Regions from separate parts of the Mus musculus genome. Here region 2 is linked to region 1. A link is a contact called in ENCODE POLR2A ChIA-PET data. All regions are on one chromosome and are shown on one strand. Each heading gives the region's core, a stretch centred on a gene start or an enhancer-like site at or near the end of the contact. The rest is flanking DNA. Distances are from core to core; before and after follow the strand shown.

Region 1 (2,889 bases), core at 283-2,782:
CCATGTGGAGCTTCACAAACATCTTAACTCCAGTTCTACAAGATCAGATGCCATCTTCCGACCTCCTTGTACACCATACAGACATGATATATAATATACACACAGAGGAGAGGGGGAGAGGGAGAGAGAGAGAGAGAGAAAACACTCACATAAAGATTAAAAGAAGGGGGCTGGAGAGATGGCTCAGCGGTTAAGAACACTCACTGCTCTTCCAGAGGGCCTGAGTTCAATTCCCAGCAACCACATGGTGGCTCACAACCATCTGTAATGGGATCTGATGCCCTCTTCTGGTGTGTCTGAAGACAGCTACTGTGTACTCATGTACAGAAAATAAATAAAAAAATTTAAAAAAAAAAAAAAAAAAAAAAAAAAAAAGATTAAAAGAAAATCTTGGTTTTTGTCTTTTTTTTTTTTTTTTTTGCCTGTGAGGTGTGAGATAGCAGCCACTGTTCTGGCGGGGGGTGGGGGGGGTGTTGGTTTTTTGTTTTTGTTTTGTTTTTTCGAGACTGGGTTTTTCTGTATAGCCCTGGCTGTCCTGGAACTCACTTTGTAGATCAGGCTGGCCTCGAACTCAGAAATCCACCTGCCTCTGCCTCCTGAGTGCTGGGATCAAAGGCGTGCGCCACGCCTGGCTGTCACTGTTCTCTGAGCCATCTCACCAGCCTTTAATCCGGGAATCAGGAGGCCGAGGCAATCGGATCTCAGTGAGCTCTAGGCTAGCCTAGTCTACAAAGTTGTGTTCCAGGACAACCAGAAACTAGTCTTGGAAAAACAAACAAAGGCTGGAGAGATGGCTCAGTGGTTAAGAACACTGGCTGCTCTTCCAGAGGTCCTGTGTTCAATTCTCAGTAACCACAAGGTGGCTCACAACCATCTGTAATGGGATCTTATGACCTGTTCTAGCACGTAGGTAAACAAGCAGACAGACCACTCCTACATTTAAAAAAAATACATAAATAAAATTTAAAAACATTGGGTGTTTTGTCTTCTAATAAAAATCCATTGCTAACAGGGGAGTGGTGGCTGGGACCTTTAATCCCAACATTTAGAAGGTAGAGGCTGGTGGATCATTGAGTTTGAAGCCAGCCTGATCTACCAGCCTGATCAGCCACGGATACTCAGAAAAATCCTGTTTCGAACCCCCCCCACTCTCCAAAAAAAAAAAAAAAAAAAAAAAAAAGTCACTCTTGCTTGGAGAAAAAAGGTCGGAAGTCTTGGTGTACGCCCTTAATCCTAGCACTCTGGAGACAGTAGCAGGAGGATTACAGAGATGGAAACCAGTCCCAGCCTCTCAAATAAAGAAAATAAAAGGAAAGGGAAATGGCACGGTACGTGACTGCCAGATAAGGTTCGCGTACTTGCTCGGAAATTACGTGAGATCGACGGCTCTCTCGATTGAGCCTAGGGCACGCCTGAGAAGCTGCGGTGACCTCACAGAGCGCGGAGTCTCCGCGAGAAGTTCAGTGTTGTTTTCCTCTTTCCACCTTTCCCAGGGACTTCCGAGACCCCGCCTCTCCGGTGACGTCAGCACAGCGCCGCGTCAGGGTATAAAAGCCGCGTGGACGATGTTGGCGCAGATTGAGTCAGCTCTGAGTTTGTGGAAGATTACATGCGATATCCCGCGCGACCCCGCATCCCTTTGCCGGCCGGGACAGCCTTTGCTACAGCCTGTGAAACATTGCGTCCCCGAGCCCCACGCCTGAGGGCGACATGAACCCGCTGGCTTCGCGAGCAGTCCGGACCCACGATCGCTTTTGGCAACCAGAACCGGCGCTTCAGCCCCCGGGGTGACGTGCAGCCCGCCGGTGAGTGGGGGATGGGGCGGCCTTTGAGGGAGGACTCTCTGGCGAGGAGACTGGAGAGAGTTGTGGAATCTGAGGGGGCAAGCTGGAGGGCGATTCCAGGTTTGGGGAAAAGGCACAGAAGCCCAGATGGCTTATTTGGTCTGAGAGAGGAGAGCCCACGTCTACACTCTTCGTTTAAAGGGAAAGGGGCCGGGAGGCTCGACCGGCAATATCTGTATAGCGCCAAATAAAGGGAAGGACCCCAGGAGGAATAACCAGGGTCCGAGGGGTAGGCAGAGGGAGGTTTTAGGGGCATGAACACAAGCTTGAGGAACGAAAGGTCACTAAAAAGCCAGACTCTTACAGGTCTGAGAAGGGCTGGCCAGGAACTGTGACTGGGGCTAAGGGAAGGGTTTAAGAGTGTGGGCTCTTGGTTCTAAGGATGTAGAGCTTGGGTGTTGAGAGAGATTAACCAAGTGGCAGAGTTGGGTGTGAGCAATGTTATTTGGAATTCGAGGCAGGCATTCACGTGTTGCTGCTGTGACTATTTGTTACCATGACTCAGTGCTGTGACCCGAGACTGTTTCCCAGAGCGACTTCTAAACAAATTTCCCCCCTTTCTAGCCCAGACACATGGCCCCGAGCCCAAGACCCCAGCATGTCCTGCACTGGAGGGACGCCCACAACTTCTATCTCCTGTCCCCACTGATGGGCTTGCTCAGTCGGGCCTGGAGCCGCCTGAGGGGCCCAGAAGTCCCAGAGGCATGGCTGGCAAAAACAGTAACAGGAGCAGATCAGATAGAAGCTGCGGCTCTGCTGACACCTACCCCTGTCTCTGGTAACCTCCTCCCTCATGGGGAGACTGAAGAAAGTGGATCTCCTGAACAGAGTCAAGCAGCCCAGAGGCTCTGCCTTGTGGAAGCTGAAAGTTCCCCTCCTGAAACTTGGGGACTTTCAAATGTTGATGAGTACAATGCAAAGCCAGGACAAGATGACCTTAGAGAGAAGGAAATGGAACGCACAGCTGGCAAGGCCACACTACAGCCCGCTGGCCTGCAAGGGGCTGATAAGAGGCTTGGGGAGGTGGTGGCTAGAGAAGAGGGAG
Region 2 (2,729 bases), core at 45-2,544, 120 kb before region 1:
TGAAGCAGGAGGATTGTAACAAGTTTGAGGCCAGCTTGGCACTACATAGCAACACTTGCTCTCAAAAACAAAACAAAACAAAACAAAACAAAACCCCAAGAAAGCTAGATAAAATCACAGCTCTGAGGTGGGGGTGGGGCCATAAGTTCAAGGTCATAGGGAGTTTGTAGTCACCTCTCACTAGTAGCTTCTGGTCCTCTCACCTCTAACTAGAACTTGGGGGCCCACGGGGTGGGGGTGGGGGGCGGTCCTTCTACTCTTACCTGGTCCTTTCCTGACCTCAAACAGCACAAAGTTTCACATCCCCAGATGACAGGCAGCCACACAACCTGCAGGTCTCTGAGGGAGGCAGCAAGCTTGTATGCACTGGCCAGTAGCAAATGAACCCCCCAACCCCAACCACTGGGCCTGGGAGGGGCCATACAGAGGCCCCATAGGCAGGTCCAGGCACATAAGATATCAGCAGCAGCGGTGAGTCAGGAGGGGACGAGGGCATCAGTACTCTGTAGTTGGAGGGTCCCTGTGGATGCAGATGACCTCTCCTTAGACCCAAGGGTCTGTCACCAAGGATCTGGCAGCAGTTCCCAGAGCAGACTGCCACTGGGATCAGATAGGTCCGCAGAGAAGATGCTGGGGCCGGGAGGCCCAGAGCCCAGTGGTGGACCCCCACTCAAGGCCTCCAGCCAGTCCAAGGAATCAGTGAGGGCCCTTGGAGAAGGGGACAGGGAGCTTGTGGGGGACGGTAGTGAAGAAGAGAAGACGGAAGAGAAGCCTTCCGAGTCCGGGGAGGGAGACAGCAGGTCAAATGAGCCAGGGAAGTCCAAGGGCACGGGAGGCAGCAGGTCTGCAGGAGGAGTGTGAGCTTTAGGGGGATGGATTCTGCTCACTGCGCTGTTTCCAACCCACTTCTCCTTCGACGAGACCCTGGAGTTCCCAAGTTCAGTTCCTCCCCTAAATGTGGGAGCTAATCGCCTACCATCTGGCTCCACTTGGTCTTCCAGGATGTCATCGATGTTGCGGTTTGGAAGCAGCTGTGGATGAGCACACACCACGTGACCCTAGATCCTGCTTAGGTCTACCGCCCAATCCCCGAGCACTCCCAGCCCCTCATCCCTTTCCACCTGCGCCCTACGGATCGCTTCCTGCAGCTCCTCCTCCAGAGTCAGGCTAGCTGGAGGTGTCGGGAAAGGAGCTGGAGCTGGAGCTGGAACTGGAGCTGGAGTCGGAGTCGGAGCCAAAGCTGGAGAGGGAGTGGGAGCAGGAACAGAAGCCGGAGCGGGAGCTGCTCCCAGGGGATCCGTAGCTCCAGAAAACTTCAGCCTACGATTTGTCGCGCTTGCCTTCACCTAGAACCAGGAAAGGTGGGAGTTCAATATGCCCGGCACACCAAGCCTGACCCGGCCCTTCCTTGGCTTTACCCAATTCTTTCAAAACAAAACTATTTACTGGGTGTGCGTGAGCGCGCGTGTATGTATGTATGTATGTATGTATGTATGTATTATGTATGTATGTATGTGTGTGCACACATCAGAGGATAACTTTCAGAGTCATCTTATCTTTCATCTCATCTTGTGGCTGTACCTCCAGTAAGCTTGCTGCAAGCGCTCCTACTACACAAATAAGATTACAGCCCCCGCCCCTATCCTGTCATTGGTTTTTCTCCCTTAAACCACGCCCTCCCTGTATTCTCAACTACATCCTCAGACCAACCAATGATTGGCCACACCCTCAAGCTTTTGGTTGAGACCCGCCCCTTAGGTGCAAATCAGACCTCCTTTCCAACATTTCATTGGCTAATTTTCCCGATTTCTCTTTCTCTTCTCTTTATTGGTCCATGTGTACACAGCCCCGCCCTCACCGTGCTGGGTAGCCGAGTAGTTCCCAGCGCCTTGGGCTTGAGGCGGGGCCAGGGAGCAGCGGCCTCTTTGTCCTCTCGCCTGGGCTTCGGCCGTTCTCTGGGCGGGGTGCCACCACGCATGCGCTCCAGGAGCATCGCTTTGGTCCCGGACACCGGGAGTCCCCGCAGGCGCAGCTGCTGCCTAAGCTCTGAGACCTGAGTATGGGTTTGGGAGAGAAGGTGCTGAGCTCTGGGGAGGGATGACTAGGAAATCAAGAGGAGGAACCACAATCCAGACCGACTTTCCTAGGGCAGAGGCCTTGAGTTTGCGGGGTCTGGTGCCAGCCCTGAAGAGGGCCAGCCCTGGGACACTGCACACTAAACTCACCGTCAGCTCTTCCAGTTTAAGGGTCTGAAGTTCCAGCTTGTGTGAAGGGGGCGAGGGACTGGAGACTCCTGCTGAGGAAGGCTTCATCCTAGCGACAGGCATGAGGGGACGGAGTAAAGGACAGGGAGAAAGGTACTTAGGGACCTTAAAACGGGCCTCGGAAAAGCCAGGAAAATGAGGAATTCCGGACTTCCCGTGGAGCAAACACGGGGTGATTTTGTGGGTGTGGAAGATAGGAAAATGGGGTGTCTCTGCAGATCACGGGGAGCATGCACGGCCGGGGTCCCGGGGGAGGAGGTTCCAGGTCAAGCTTCTCTTCTTTGCACTGTAGGTTTGAGGGAGGAGAATGGGGCTTGAGTTTCTGGTCCCCTGGAGAAGGAAAATGAGAGTCCTACCGAGGATGTGGTCTCTGTGAATTCTTTTCCCAAAGAGGTGGGTCCGGGGGACCCAGGGTTGACCTCTCAACTTGCAGATTTGCCCTGGGCCCTTGTCTCTGTTCTGGAG

The links. ChIA-PET counts read pairs that join two places held with the same protein, here RNA polymerase II (POLR2A).
Region 2: POLR2A ChIA-PET joins it to region 1 with 12 read pairs in embryonic stem cell. The contact joins the enhancer-like site here to the promoter of Ppp1r15a in region 1. POLR2A ChIA-PET finds 5 or more read pairs at or near these places in 3 of 5 experiments (Patski and embryonic stem cell).

The regions. Positions count from the first base shown.
Region 1 is chr7:45,524,911-45,527,799 of GRCm38, reverse strand. It overlaps Ppp1r15a (protein phosphatase 1, regulatory subunit 15A), which reads left to right and starts at 1,532. Exons shown (of 3, transcript NM_008654.2): 1 at 1,532-1,805; 2 at 2,409-2,889. The coding sequence starts at 2,418. It also overlaps a transcript of Plekha4 not described here.
Region 2 is chr7:45,642,821-45,645,549 of GRCm38, reverse strand. Mamstr (MEF2 activating motif and SAP domain containing transcriptional regulator) reads right to left here. Exons shown (of 10, transcript NM_172418.2): 5 at 2,621-2,729; 6 at 2,226-2,313; 7 at 1,859-2,053; 8 at 1,122-1,346; 9 at 977-1,031; 10 at 1-844. The coding sequence ends at 561. Among named protein-coding and RNA genes, the nearest start is that of Mamstr, 4.2 kb to the right of the region's middle. Within about 2 kb of position 1,294, at least 1 of the 3 ENCODE cell types and tissues checked has a DNase peak (open chromatin) inside an H3K27ac peak, as active enhancers do.